Regions from separate parts of the Homo sapiens genome. Here regions 1 and 2 are each linked to region 3. A link is a loop called in an ENCODE intact Hi-C map of the cell type or tissue named here. Cell type or tissue: PC-9. All regions are shown on one strand.

What was found. Hi-C counts contacts between places; a loop is a spot of excess contacts. Peaks named below come from ENCODE experiments on the same cell type or tissue, not always from the same donor. Only the 100,000 strongest peaks of a DNase experiment are listed, where the experiment ranks them.
Region 1: it touches region 3 in a loop (13-fold over the local background); 2 of 110 quality-filtered maps call a loop at or near these places.
Region 2: it touches region 3 in a loop (8-fold over the local background); 2 of 110 quality-filtered maps call a loop at or near these places.

The regions. Positions count from the first base shown.
Region 1 is chr1:30,682,893-30,687,892 of GRCh38, forward strand. No RefSeq gene overlaps it. Among named protein-coding and RNA genes, the nearest start is that of MATN1-AS1, 33 kb to the right of the region's middle. In PC-9, CTCF peaks have their summits at 2,295 and 2,505; a DNase peak (open chromatin) is centred at 2,599; H3K4me3 peaks cover 753 bases.
Region 2 is chr1:30,520,648-30,525,647 of GRCh38, forward strand. No RefSeq gene overlaps it. Among named protein-coding and RNA genes, the nearest start is that of MATN1-AS1, 200 kb to the right of the region's middle. In PC-9, no CTCF peak of the experiment used is centred here; a DNase peak (open chromatin) is centred at 2,604.
Region 3 is chr1:30,616,141-30,621,140 of GRCh38, forward strand. No RefSeq gene overlaps it. Among named protein-coding and RNA genes, the nearest start is that of MATN1-AS1, 100 kb to the right of the region's middle. RefSeq lists enhancers at 1,443-1,612, 1,830-3,029. In PC-9, no CTCF peak of the experiment used is centred here; a DNase peak (open chromatin) is centred at 2,411; H3K27ac peaks cover 2,173 bases.

The DNA.
Region 1 (5,000 bases), 67 kb after region 3:
CTGAAGCCAATAAGGAAATGGATCGGCACTGAAGGGAAAAAGAGAGATTGAGAATCCCGTGAAATTGCTCCTTCCTTGAGAGTCTGCTGCTGTCTCTGGTGGGAGGGGGATCAGGAAGGATCCATCCAACTGCACAGAGAAGACCTCAGGCTGCTGGCAGTGGAGTCTAGGGGCTACATGCACTGAGCACCTACTATGTGCCAGGCCAGGGCAGGCCGTAGGGATGCTGCAGTGAACAAGACAGATGAGACCCCTGCCCTCATGGCCAATCGTCATTATCATCCTAAATAATATCATTCCTTCCTTGTCTACTACATGCCTAGCCCTCCAGCTCTGTGCTAAGTGGTCCACATGCTTTTCTTTTTCCTAATTCTTGAAAATAGCTTCTGAAGTAGCATTTTATAGAAAAGGAAACAGACTCAGAAGTTTAGCATGCTGCCCACAATGAAATACTTTCTTTTCTTTCTTTCTTTTCTTTGTTTCTTTTTTTTTTTTTTTTTTTTTTTTGAGACAGGGCCTCCCTTTGTCACTCAGGCTAGAGTGCAGTGGCTCGATCATAGCTCACTGCAGCCTCAAACTCCTGAGCTCAAGGGATCCTCCCACCTCAGCATCCAAGTAGATGGGGCTACAGGTGCACACTACCACACCCTGCCAATGTTTCTTTCTTTTTGTAGAGACTGAGTCTCACTTTTTTGCCCAGGCTGGTTGAAACCCAGATGCTCTCCATTTCCAGAGCCTCCATCCACTGCGCTGCAAGGTCTGGCACCTCTCCTTCTCTGGAACTGCTCTGTGGGCCCAGGAACAGGAGTTCCAGTCCTAAGTGGGTGCTGTGTAAACCTTGTACAATTTGCTATATAGCCCCTGCCCTGCGTGCGTACTTGAGTGAGTGTCAGGGAAAAGGTAAAGGATTTTGCACTTATTCATTCGTCCACTGCACACTACTTGGCACCATGCTGAGCCTGGGGACCAGCAGGGGACAACTAGACAAGGTCCCTTCTGGAGAATGCAAGGGCTTTGGGGGAAAAACCATTATCTCCAGGCAGCCAAGACAAATCCAAGGGGGTCAATGCTATCGTGCAGCCCCCAGCTCCACTACAGTGGCCAGTCACAGAGACCTTCGTCACCACCCTTCCTGGGAGTGCAGGAGGATTCCCAGGGGGGATCAGGGACAAAGGCCACCTCCATCCCTACTGGTACAGGCCCTACTGACTCTTTCTTTCTTTACAAAGTGACAACTTCACAACATTTCAACTTTAGAAAGTTCTCGGTCTTCAGTACCCACCAAATATGTTGAATAATACTCTGTAAGGTTGGGTTGTTGTTTCTGTAGTTTCCTATAGTTAGTTTGTTTGTTTGTTTGTTTGTTTGTTTGTTTGGTCTTGTTTTGTTTTGTTTTTTGTTTTGTTTTTTCCAACCACCTGCCCTGACATCATGTCCACATGACCTGAATTCAAGGGAGTAGCCCTTTCCCTCCCATCTCTGCTCCATCCACCCACACATGGCTGGCTGCTCACTTAATTCCCCTGGAGCCCACACAGTAAGCCTCGCACCCCACCCAAGACTGTGCTGGGCCCTGGACGGCCAAGGGTCTGAGCCCCTCAGCTCTGCATCCTTGGAGAACAAACACCACCAGAGGGACCTACAGCTTCTGACCACCCCCCTTCATCTCTCACGTCCCACCTGGAGGACTTGGGCTCTGTCACATCAGGCAAGCCCCTGCCTCAATCTGGGCCTCAGTTTTCCCATCCGTTGAGTGAGGTCCAGACAGGGGAGTCAGCCAAACACCAACACCTTTCATTACCCACTGTGAAGAGCTCAACTCCTTGACTCACCATGGGCCCCACTTGGACAGTGCATCCTCCATCTGTGTTCCCAGCACAAGGCCTGGCACACAGCAGGGCAGCATGGTGCATGGTTCTGAGGATGAACCTGGAGTCAGACAGGCTGGGCTCAAGTCCTGGCTTTGCTACCCATGTGGTCTGGCGCTTTGCTTCTAAGGGTCTCAGATCCCTCATCTGTAACAAGGTGACAGCACTGTCACCTCTGCCAGGGGCTGTTGTGGGGATCAAATGCGACAGCGGGTGAGAGGCTCTCAGCACGGGGCCCACACACACTGGGTGCTCAATTAATGTTAACAGCTGTTAATAATATTAAATAACTTCCGACTTCCCCCACGGTGGGCGCCTCCCGGGCCCAGCAGCCTCTTGGCTGGGAAAGAGACAGACGGGGGCCCCCTTCCCCGGGAACTGACTTTCCAGTGGGAACAAGGACGACCGTCGAGGAACCCGACAAATGAATTAAACCAGCACCAGCGTGATGAGCAAAGCGGAGAAGGAAAGAGGGCGCTGTGAGGAGAGCGAGGCTCCTCCGGGAAAGCTCCTTCTGCTCCAGGTGACAGCGGAGAGAGATGCCACCGCGCGGCGACCGGCAGGGCCGCGTCCCCTCTGCGTCCTAGCACAGCGACGCCCCGCCCGCCACCCGCCCTACGTCACCCACAGCCCCCGACACCGCCCCCTCCCCCGGCCCTGGGCTTCCAGTCCCTGACAGTCCCTGGGACGCCGCCCCACAACGCCCGCCCTCTCTGGACCCTAGGACGGCCCCGGGCACCTGCATATGATGTGTGGCCACGCCCCCGCCACAGCTAATTGGACCGGGGTGGACACCTGAACCCAGTCGGACCAATCAACTCCTGGGTTGCCCCGAGACCCGGACCGGGCCCTGTCCACAGGCTGGACCTGAGCGAGGGAAGGCGGGAGACGGAGGGCTGGAGGCGGAGGGCGGGAGGCGGAAGGCTGGCCCTGAGCTGGGACCCGAGAGGGAGAAAGGGCAGTCCCCTCCCTCAGGTCCTGCTGCCCTCCCCACCTCACCTCTCCTGGGAGTCAGGTCCCAGCTGTGACTTAAGCCAGTACCAGTGGGTTTCAGTGCCTCCCAGCAGAGCGCCCCATTCGCTTCCCCTGCTCCTCGCAAGCAAACCAGTGTCCTCCCCTCCCCAGCTCCTCTGCACCCCTCTGGGCCCCTGCCCTGTCTTCTCTGGGGCCACTACTGGACCCAAGCTTCCCAGGGGCCGGGCTTCTGGTGTTCTGGAGGAATGAGTGAATGAATAACAAAGCCTCGGAGCCGCCCCCAACAATGGAAAGACCCAGGGCCGAGTGGCAGGCAGAGCTGGACTTAGGTCCTCCTCTGCTCCTCTCGACCTCCCTGAGCCCCCACCTCCTCACCTGCAGCCGAGCGGGGTGGCCACCCAGTTAGTGCCAGCTGCGTGAGTGCTATGCCTTACGCATTTTATAAATTTCTTTTCGGTAAGAGATTGCAGACCTAGGCTCAGCTTCCTCCTCCCTGAATATCTTGAAATGCACCCCCGCCAGGAGCTATAGGTGGTGGGGGCAGCCAGGAGACAGGGTCCTTCCCAGCTCAGGCTGCGGAGGGAGTGGAGGCCCAGCAGGTGCGAAGCCACTAAGGCCAGTCTTGGTTAGCCATGAATGTGGGCCTCGTTCCTCAGGGGAGAGGAGCTGAAGTCAAGAGCCCCTAGGTCCTGCACTTCCCCCACCCCCACTGTTAAGAGGAGGTGGAGGTAGAGGCAGGGGCACCTGTCAGCAGGAGGGACCCTCTGGGATCCTCCATGGCTCCTAGACAGGGATGGAACGCAGGGGCTGGGGTGGGTGCTGAGGGAGAAGAGCTGTCCGCCTCCTGCCCTCCTCCCTTTCGCAGCTCTCTGCTTGCACTGGAACCTCTCAGGGTACAGCTCTGGGGGAGGAGGGAGGAGGAAAAAAAAAAGGAATGAGAGAGGGGGGAGGCTGTGGGACTTCCTTGGGGGGGCTGAAGCAGATAGTAGGGAGAGAGGAGCGGGGAATCTAAGTGCAGAGACAGCACAACCCTTTAATTTAGTGCGGCTTTTTCTAGCAGCTCATCAACTTGAGAAGAGGCTGTTTAACTGCTATTTTTGTAAATCCTGTGTGTCCAAATCTGGCCTTTTCCAGTGCTCCGATTTCAACCCCCACATCATGTACTACCTCCCCTCTGACTCCCAATACAAGTTGGAAGGGTTTATTTTTTTTCTGCATCTTTCTTTCTTGGGCAGGTCCACAGGCTGGGTCTGGGGGCTTCCAGGGAAGGGGAGGAAGCACTGGGACCCCTCCTCAGCCTCCTTTGCCTGTTTCTGTCATCACCATGTCCTCCAAATATGGGAATGCCCCAGGGCTGGGTCTTCAGATCTCTTCTTCTCTCTGTCTAGCCTTATTGCCTAGATGGCCCAAGCCAGTTTCAAGGCTTAAATAGGGACTGAGCATTGAAAACCCCCAAGTGTGTTTCTCCAGCTTGGAGCTCCAGGTACTTATATCCAACTGCCTTTTCCATGTCACCTCTCTGAGGTCTAATGGGCTTCTCAAATTCAGCATCCAAAACTTAACTCCAGACTCGCTGCTGTCCCCAGCAGTCCCCAAGACTGCTCCTCCCACAGCTGCCCCATCTCCATGAATGACACTCCATCCGTCTAGTGGCTCAGTCTAAACCTTGGAGTCCTCCTTGACACCTCACTTGCCACACCCACATTCAATCCGCCAGCAAATCCTGATGGCTTTAACTTCAAAACATGGCCAGAAACTGACCACTTCCCATGACCATGACTTCCCTGGTCCAGCCACCTGCCTCTCTCACCTGCCCACAGGGATGCCTTGCTTTATCCACGCCCACCCTCTGCAGACTCTCCTCGACCCAGCAGCCAGTCACAGTAACCCATCAATCAGAGCATGTCACTCCTCTGCTCCCAAACCACCAAGGTTCGCATCCTCATCACACTCAGGGTCAACCCAAGGGTTCTAATCGCAGACCACAAGGCTCCACAGTGCCCATCCTCCTGTCACCCCCTTTCCTCCATCTGGGTTTCTAGGGGAAGAATCAAGTGAATACAAGGGAGAGAGAACAAGAGGGAAGAAATAGAGCAAGAGTCTGATAGACCAGCCTGACTGAGTAGATGAGAGCGAGAGAGAAAGAGAAAGAGAGAG
Region 2 (5,000 bases), 95 kb before region 3:
CCTCATGCAGCCTCCTCTGATCTGCAGCCAGCATATCCTCTGCTCCCAAGACTGTGCCCAGCACAGCAGGGTGCTTAGTAAATATCCATATTTTAATACTATAGTCACCACGTTGTACAATAGATCTCTTGAACTTATTCCCCTTATATAACCGAAATTTTACATCCTTTGACCAACATCTCACCAACCCCCATACACATATTTTGTTTGTTTGTTATAGAGTTTCACTCTTTTCTCTAGGCTGGAGAAAAGCAGCACGATCTTGGCTCACTGCAACTTCTGCTCCCCGGGTTCAAGCCATTTTCCTGCCTCAGCCTCCAGAGTAGCTGGGATTACAGGCATGCACCACCACGCCTGGCTAATTTGGTATTTTTAGTAGAGACAGGGTTTCGCCATGTTAGCCAGGCTGGTCTCAAACTTCTGACTTCAGATGATCTACCTACCTCAGCCTCCCAAAGTGCTAAGATTTTAAGAATAATTAAGAATGAACAAGTCCTTCAATTAAAATGAAATTAATGTAATTGTCCTTTCAAAGATGACCCCCTGTCCTCTAAACAGGCAGCCCCAGATTCATAGCTGCCTGCTCTGGCATTTTCCCTTGGAGGTCTAAAACCCATCTTCAGCTTTCTTGTTTAAAACAGGGCTATTTCCTCCCTTGAACTGACTCTTCTCCCACCTTACCCAGCCCAGGGCACAGCTTCACCCCACCCCACACTGACCACAAGCCCTGGAGTCCCCTTGATCACTCCTGTCCTCTGCCCTCTGCCCTCTGCATCTGATCCATCCTGCAGCTCTTTGAGATACTCCTTCCAAAATGCATCCCACTCCGGTCATGTCCCTTCATCTCTGCCCACTGCCCAGTCCAGGCCTCTCATCTGGCCTGCCCACAGCTACAGCCTCCCTGACATCCCCTGCCCCCATCCCTGCCTGGTTCACAGGTGGAATCATGTTGCTCCTCTGCTTAAAAGTCAGCCATTGCCTCCGGCTAAACTTGGAATAAAACCCAAGCTTCTCACCCAGCCCTCACGGCCATGGGATCTGGCCTCACCTGCCTCTCAATCATTTGGCCCTACAGTTCCCTCTCCCAGGAGCTCCCTCCCCTGGCTTTTCTCATGCTGGTTCCTTCTCAGCCTCAGCTGTCAATTTCAACATTGTCTCCTCCAAATCATCTTCCCTGAGCACTGTGCTAAGGTCACCCTTCCCCCTGCACAGGGGTGTCCCTTCCCACCCTCGCTTCACCCTTGTCCCCTCTACTCTGTGCTTCTGGGTGGCAGCCCTTATCGGCTACATCAAGGGGCTCCTCATCCTCTGGCTTCAAGGTGAGTTTGGTTAACAGGGAGCCCCAGCAGGAGATCAAGGAAGGAGGAGGAGAGGAAGGTTGGGGTGTTTATCCCCTGACAAGGTCCTGCCCTGGGAAGAGCTAAGGCTAGCTTTCCTCAGACTGCAGCTTTCAGCTCCTGTTATCATGTGGTCCCTCCCCACCCAGCCCCCTGGCAGGGCTCCTCCACCCAGCTTTCTCCATCTCCGGGTTCCACTCATTGCTCCTCCCCGCACCCTCGCAAACCCAAGGGTGGTAATGGAGCCCTCTGTTGCCGGATGCCAGGAAACAGCACCATCTCCAGGATTTCCTTATGCCCTGCCCATGCCTTCGCCTTCTTGGTCTCTTTTTTACACTCTCCAAAAATTGCCTGACTTGACTGTGCCATCTCATCTGTCCCTTGCCACATCCCCACTGACACACTGCCCACCCTCCTCACTTCCGTCTCCTCACCCTGTCCAATTCCCCCACGGAACTTCTCACTTCCCAGCATGATTGCTTGTGTACTATCTGCATCCCCCACCAGAACACAAGCTCCATCTGAGACGGGGATTCATTGCATCATATGTCAGCGGAATAGAGAAAACACATGCTCACACCTCCTAACTCTGCTCAAACTCGCAGGGAAGCCCAGCCAATTCTGTGAAAGTTCATGGTGAAATCACATTGACTTTTAAATGCCTGCACACGGCATTTCCCAAACTGGGATCAGGCAACACTCATTTAGGAGGTGTTGGCAAGCAGTTGGCAACCTGATACCGACAGACCATATCTGCCAGGTTGTCCTCATTTCACCGAGCGCCTCTGACAATTTCATCTCCCGCTATCATGACCTCAAGTCTGTCCACTGGCCCCAGTCCAGACTGGGAAAGCCCTCATGCGCCAGCCCCTCTGAAGCCCAGGGAGTTCCAGCATGAGGCCTTTGCTCCATGGGCTTCATTTCACTGCTGTCTCCACACCCCTCAAAACCACGTGGGCCAAGGCAGAGCCAAGACTACATCAGCCATGGGTCAGGAGATCAAATCCTGGTCTCTGTTCTGTCACCAACTTACTATGTGACTTTGAGCAGGTTGAATTCCCACCCTGTACCTCGGTTTCCCCAAATTCTCCTGCTGTTCCTGCTGCCTGGAATTACCTTCCCAGTGAGCAGGTTGGATCATACATTCTCCTAGCACGTCCCTGCACTGGTGGTGAGACATTGCTCAGAGAGATTAAACTGGCATAGTTCCTGTTGATGGTCATCTTTCTTTAGAAGGTGAGAAAGGAGAAAAAAATGTCAGCTTGGCTATGACACATAACCACTATGATCAGACAGCAAAAGACCCAAGCTCGTGCTGGTCTCTGCTGGCCTGACTGCCAGCATGATTTAGTTCCCAGGGTAAGTAAACTCCTCCTTTCTGGATGAGATGAAGCCTTGAGACAATAAAAATGTGCCCCTCCTCCAATATGTAGGTGATAGTACCAGCTAAGCCAGAGAGGAGGGATGAGGCCCCTTCTTGATGACATAGCCTTTTGGGAGATGGACCAACAAGAAGGTGCTGAACCTGATGATGGGGAGCTGTGGGAATGGGAGAGCCAGCATCAGCCTCATGTTGCCACTGTCATCATGGCGTAGCCTCTGCTGTCCTGAGAGCTCTCTGTGGAGCAACTCACCTGACTCTCACAACAGCACCATGAGGAACTCAGGGTCAACACCATCACCATTTCCAGGTGAGAACAAGGTTTCAGGGCTATATCTCTTGCCCAAAGCCACAAGCTTGTAAGTGGCTATAAAAAGACCATGACAGCACCAAGCCCCAGCCAAGAGCTTGTTCTGTGTTTGCTGATTGATGCACTGACACCCGGTGTGGTCCTTACTGTTCCCTTTGCATCAAGCAACCAAGGACAAGGGCCCAGCCACCATGAGTCAGAGTCTAGGTGGGGCCACTGGCATCACACCTGTCACCTGGCTCACATATGTCACCTGGCACCTCCTGCCACCTGGCCCAGATCATGAGGACCAGTGTTTCAGAGCTAGGGAATGGAGAGTGTTTGGGGAAGGAAGCTAGGGAATGGGGAGTGAATGGGGAAGGAAAGGGGGTGACATTGCCTCCCCCTTCATCAAGAAGGCTGCTGTGAACTCCATTTTCATTCCCTTTTTTGGTGGGTCTGAGGTTCACACAGCCACAATCGTTCAGCCCTGTGGGTGGGTCAGGGCATATGGGATAAACTATTTTTCCTTGTCATGGGTCTGCCTACAGCAGCAGAATTGGATTCTAGATGATGTATGAAAAAGATACAGTCCAGGCGCGGTGGCTCATGCCTGTAACCTCAACACTTTGGGAGGCCAAGGTGGGTGGATCACTTGAGGCCAGGAGTTCAACCAGTCTGGGCAACATGGTGAAACCCCATCTGTACTACAAAATACAAAAATTAGCTGGGTGTGGTGGCAGGCGCCTGTAATCCCAGCTACTTGGGTGGCCGAGGCAGGAGAATTGCTGGAACCCGGGAGGCGGAGGTTGCAGTGAGCCAAGATCGTGCCACTGCACTCCAGGCTGGGTGACAGGGTGAGAAGGGGAGGGGAGGGGAGGGGAGGGGAGGGGAGGGGAGGGGAGGGGAGGGGAGGGGAGGGGAGGGAAGGGAAGGGGAGGGGAGGGAAGGGAAGGGAAGGGAAGGGAAGGGAGGAAGGAGGGAGGGAAGGAAGGAAAAGAAGGAAGGAAGGAAGGAAGGAGGAAAGAAAGAAAGAGAGAAAAAGAAAGAAAGAGAAAGAAAGAAAGAAAGAGAGAGAGAGAGAGAAAGAAAGAGAAAGAAAGAAAGAAAAAGAGAAGAAGGAGAAGGTACTGGATGTGCAGAGGTGCCACTGCTGCAGCACTGAAGACAAGAGCAGCAAGTCAAACCAGGAGGAACAGTGGCTGGGGCAGCTCCTGGATTTCAAAGGAGGAGCCAGCATCCAGTTCCATGGGGCCTGAGCTGGGCCGAGTGCTCCCTCCAGGGCAGGGAGAGCATCTGGCCAAGGTCAGGGGCCAGTCGCTGGTTGTGGACAAGTGGGGCCGCCTCCAGTGTCTGCCCCTCCAAGAGTTTCTGCCGTGGAAGTCAGTCGGTTTCCCCAGTGAATAATCAGGACACCATCAAGACAAGATCATGGGACACATGTGAGGAACAGAAGCTCAGTGTTCCTCCCCCACACGCCCACATGAGCTAGCCCAGCGCTAATGCTGCTCTGCCCTAGACCAGCCAGGCCTGGGGTGAGCCGCTGGTGTGAGGGGCATCAGGAATGGGGGCCGCTTATGCAGAGGGATTCTGAAGCCGCATAGAAAGCTTACCCTGGGGGGAAATAAAAAAAGGAAGTTAACCCATCATCTTACAACTGAGCCCCAAATTCTGCTGAAGAAGAAAGAGGAGGAGGAGGGAAAGAAAGAGTAGGAGGAAGGGGAGGAGGAGGATAAGAAAGAGGGGGAGAGAGAGGAAGAGAAGGAAGGGAAGGAGGAAGAGGAAGAGGAGGAAAGGGAGGAGGAGGAGGAAGAGAAACAGGAAGAGGAACAGAGGGAAGAAGAAGAGGAGGAGGAAATTCTCTGATGTGTGCCCCATGATGGTTTATGAAGTGCTTTCTCTTTGAAACCCCATGTGGCCCCCACAACCCTCTTTGAACCACGTGAGGCAGAATCCTAGGAGGAAACTGAGGACCAGGGAGGTCCGCACAGTT
Region 3 (5,000 bases):
TCTCAGTTCAAATGCCACCTCCTGAAAGAGGCTTTTCCATGCCTCCAACCTGAAGTAGCCCCTGGTCACTCTCTGTCATGCAGTCTTGAGATTATATTTTCATTCATTACTTGTCAATTGCTTTTTTTTCCCTTTTTGAAACAGGGCCTTGCTCAATCACCTAGGCTGGAGTGCAGTGGTGCATTCAAGGCTCACTGCAGCCTCAACTTCCCAGGCTCAAGCTATCCTTCCACCTCAGCCTCCCGAGTACCTGGACTACAGGTACGCACCATGCCCAGCTAATTTTTTATATTTTGTAGAGACGAGGTCTCGCCATGTTGCCCAGGCTGGCCTTGATCAAACTCCTGGGCTCAAGTGATCCACCCGCCTTGGCCCCTCAGAGTGTTGGGATTACATGTATGATCCACCACACCCAGTTTTGTTAATTGTCTTAACATCTCTGACTGACCACACACACAAATCAAATGAGATTATTTCATTCATTCATACAATAAGTATTTATGTGCCAGGCAATATTCTAAGCTCTAGAAATTATTAATAAGCAAAACAATGCAACACCCCTTTCTTCACAGATGCTATGTGTTGCTACAGAGACAGATGATAAGCAAGGGAAATAAATCAAATATACACGGAATATGCCAGATAGTGGTAAGCGATGAGGAGACATCAGATAGAGATGGGGGATGAAGAATGTCAGGAGATTGGGGTGCGGTTTTATACGGGTGATCAGGAAAGGCCTCAGTAAGGACTCACTTGGGAACAGCCCGAAGGCTGGGAGCCATGAGGACATCTTGGGTGGTCAGCCCAGGCAGCGGAAGCCACACGTGCAGATTCCCAGAGGTGAGAGTGACCCTGGCATGCTCAAGGGTCAGCAGGGAGGCCCAAGTGGCTGGGGCAGAGTAAAGAGGGGTAGGGGATGAGGTCAGAGAGGTCATGGGGCCTGGGACCAGGAGAGGACTCAGGCTTTAATCTGCAGAAGCTGGGCACCCATGGAGAGTGTGAGCAAGGAAGGAAATGGTTGCAGGGGCATTTTTAAAGGCTCTCTCCTGCTTCTAGGTGGAGACGAGACCACAGGGCGCAAGAGTGAAATCGAACTGGGGAGATGATCGGGCATCTCCTGCAATCATCCTGGCAGTGGGTGACAGTGAATGGAATCAGGGTGGGAGCTGGAGGGTTAGAGATGATTAATTAAAAAGCGTCTGACACAGTGCTGGCGCACAGTAGGCCCTCAGGCGATGGTAGCTGTGATGACTCATATACTGAAAGTTCTGGGAGCCCTAAATTGAAATCTCTTGGCTGTCTGGCCACATTGCTCTGGCCTAGTACCGACGTCATCTCTCAGAGGAGATTAACAAAGACAAATCTTCAGACTGCATAGAAAATATCACTGATGATATGGTGAGGGGGTAAGTTGCTTGCCAAGGTCTTCGGAGTAATAGGAAAAGACAAGAGGGCCGGATTATACAAGTGATAAAACGCTGACATCTCACACATACGACATGTGCTTGAAAGATGCACATTCAGATTCTTTTTAAGGGTAAAGTAACCTTTAAAAGTGATTTATTCCTCCTCGGTTTAAAAAAAAATGTTTGAGAGGTAAAATATATGTGTGCGGCAACTTGAGTTTTCCCAAGTTAAACCCTTCCTCCTGCAATATATTCTCTCAGTGGGCTTTTTACTGGACGGTGATTATATCAATAGCACACTATGTTCACACGGGCAAGAGATCACACACATTTCTTCTGGAGTGAAACTGACTGTCAGTTTAGATTAGAAAATCTGGCTGGTTGACACAGGCAGGGAGCAGTGTGTGTGTGTGTGTGTGTGTGTGTGTGTGTGTGTGTGTACATCTTAAAAGGAAAAAAGAAAAGAAAACAGCCACAGAGCAATGTAGCAATTTAAAGATACCATTCATTTTGTTGGGTTTTGTTTTCAATGAAAATATCAGGAAAGCATTCCCAGTAGATCACAGGGGACCCAAGAAAATGGAGAGGTGCAGCCCAGCAGACAAGAAAATGGGGCTTGCACTCTTGGGGGGCAGGTGTCAGGACCCTTCCCCAAGCCGGCAGGGTGACCTTGAACCTGTTGCTATTCCTCTCTGGGCCTCCATTCCCCCAATGTGTAAAACATGGACTCCTTGGTCTCTATGATTCCTTCCAACTTCTAAAATTATAAATCAGTCAAAGATGAAGGATGATAAATGAAGGAGTGGAGAGGAGGCAGGAAGGACAATCTTATTGATCTTGAGACTTTGATTCAAAGAACAAAAGTGAGAGGAAATGTCGCTCTCGGTGAGAATGTTGTGACTCACCCTGGATGAATGAGGCAGCAGAGTTGGTTAGATATCTTCACCTCTATCACCTCGATCTTCCCCATAGTCCCAGAAGGTGGGGATAATTATCCCCACTGCGTGAATGTGGCAGCTGTGACTCGCAGAGGTGGTGGGACCTGCCCAAGATTGCATTGCTGGTGAGTCACCTGCCAGAGCTGGATTTCAACTGATTCCAAATTGCACACTCCTGTTCCAGCTGCCCAGACCTGAATTCTCAAGACAGAGCCTGAAGGAGGGACCTGAGGCTGCTCTGCCTCTCTCTGAGATGGCCACGAAAGCTGAGGTTGGGAGGGACTGCAGTGTGGGCTCACAGAGAGCTGCTGTCATTCTCCCAGGGCCAGTCACAGAGATCCTGCTCCTTTGCTAGTTAGGACCAAACAGGAAAATGGACTTTCAGCTTTGTATCTGGTGAAACTTGACTGGAGAAAGCTGTTTGGGCCTGAAAACAGAATGAGGCATCTCACTTTTCCCTCTAGGTCTAGGCAGGGACTCCCTGGGAGATGAGGTTTTTCAGGAGACCTGGGCAGTTGGCTGCCGGGAGAATCGCCACCCACAGCCCTTCATCCCTGGGAGCAGAGACCCCGAGAGAGGGGCAGACCTACCTGCAGAAGGTGGACCCCAGCCCACATGCCAAGGAGGAACAGGGGCATGCACCACCTCAGGGTCAACTTTTGTGTTTGCCTCTTCCAGACCCACCCAGTAAACCAACTTCAGCCTGATCCCAGCGTCCCAAACTCAGTGTCTTCCACCCAGTAGGTGCTCCTGGGAGCTGAAGTAGCTCAGCAAGGCAGCAAAGATCAACTTGGCTAAAATTTGCCTGAAACCACTTTCAAAATGAAACACATCAGGGAACAAGTGGCTGGGTGGTGGTCAAGATGACCAAATTTTTTCTCTTCAGACTTCACCATTTCTTGATTACACCCTGGGCAAACAGCGAGAGACAGAAATCACAGGAAAGGTGCTTCTGCTATACACAGTCCCAGGCAAGGTGTGCAGAGGTGAGACCCACCCCAGGTCTTCTGCTCCCACCCCAGGCCTAATTCACTGATCTCTGCATTTCCACATATCCCATGTCTCCTCCTGGGTGAGCTGTTGGTAGCTCAAACACAATATGTCCAAAAGTGAATTCAACTTCTCTCTAACCTAACTCTCACTGTGTTCCCAGGGTCCAAGGTTTGAGCAACTCTCCTAGTCACCCAATCTTGGAAACTCAGTGTCATCTTGTTACACTTTGACAAAGAATTTTACTTAAGAAAATTGCCCAGCATTTTCTGAGATGCCCAGAAAACGCTGGAGAGCTGAACAAGGCTGGATCACTTCAGACCAGACACAAAACGGCCATAGTTTATGAGCGAACAATACATGTTTGATGAATAAATGGACAAACCCATGCATGAATAAAAGAGCAATGAATGAATGAAGTCATGCATGAAAAAGCATATTAGTAAGTGAACGAATGAATGGATGAGCCAATTAAAGAAAGAATGAATAAATAAAAAGAAGTAAATGAGAGGTAGAATACCACTTATATTAAAATCTAAGAAAACAATATCTGAACAAAGTACAAATAAATGAAAGAAGAAATGGGGGCACTAATGATGGAAGAAAGGATATAGTCACACGTGAATGAGTGTGAGAAGTAATTTTTTGAGACAAGGTCTTGCTCTGTTGTGCAGGCTGGAGAGCAGTGACACCATCTCAGCTCACTGCAGACTCAACCTCCTGGGCTCAAGTTCTCCTCTCACCTTAGCCTCCTGAGTAGCTGGGACTAGCGGCACACACCACCATGCCCATCTAATTTCTGTATTTTTTGTAGACATGGGGTCTCACCATGTTGCCCAAACTGGTCTCAAACTCCTGGGCTCAAGGCAATCCTCCTGCCTTGGCCTCCCAAAGTGCTGGGACTATAGGCAAGAGTCACCACGCCCAACATGAGAAAGAATTTTTAAATAGATTTTGAAACCGATGCAAGAGATGAATAATGAATAGTGAATGAATAAATGAGTGAATGAATGAAGTAAATGTACAAGGATTAACCAGCAAATGAGTAACTGAACCAATACATAAATGGATACAAATGGTGAAGGTGGTCCAGCCTTGATATGAGGGGGTGATGTGGTACAGGGAGGGATGCTGACAAACTCCATGGGAATTCAGTGGGACACCGTGGAGTTGAGGTCTTGGTAAACTAGCCACATTCCTCTTGGGGAAGATTTTTAAAGGGACTTCCATTTGAATTTAATAAGAATATTATTAAACAAATATCAGCTGACGCTAGCTGCTTTCCAGGATTAACTCTAGGTTCGTTGGAAAGAGCTCAATAGAATTGACGATACTGTTGTTCTGTTGCAGATAATTACCCATTACACAGCACCCCTCCAGCATGATTTTGATAATTGCTATTAAAATAAGGACTTCCACTGTCTCTTTACAAATTAACCTCCAAGAGGTGTAATTACTATCGTGGCAGGGAGGTTGGCTGTGTGGCCTGGGAATGATGGCTGGGGTTGAAGCTGTTGCAGTGACCACCTTGTGAGACCCGGCATGGGGTCCAGTAAGGAGGCATGAGACTAGGGTCTGGGGGCTCAGAAGTTCTGGGTTGCAGGCCCCATCCCCTGCCATGAAACATCACACAAGTCGTTCACCTGTTTGGGTCTCAGCTCCATTC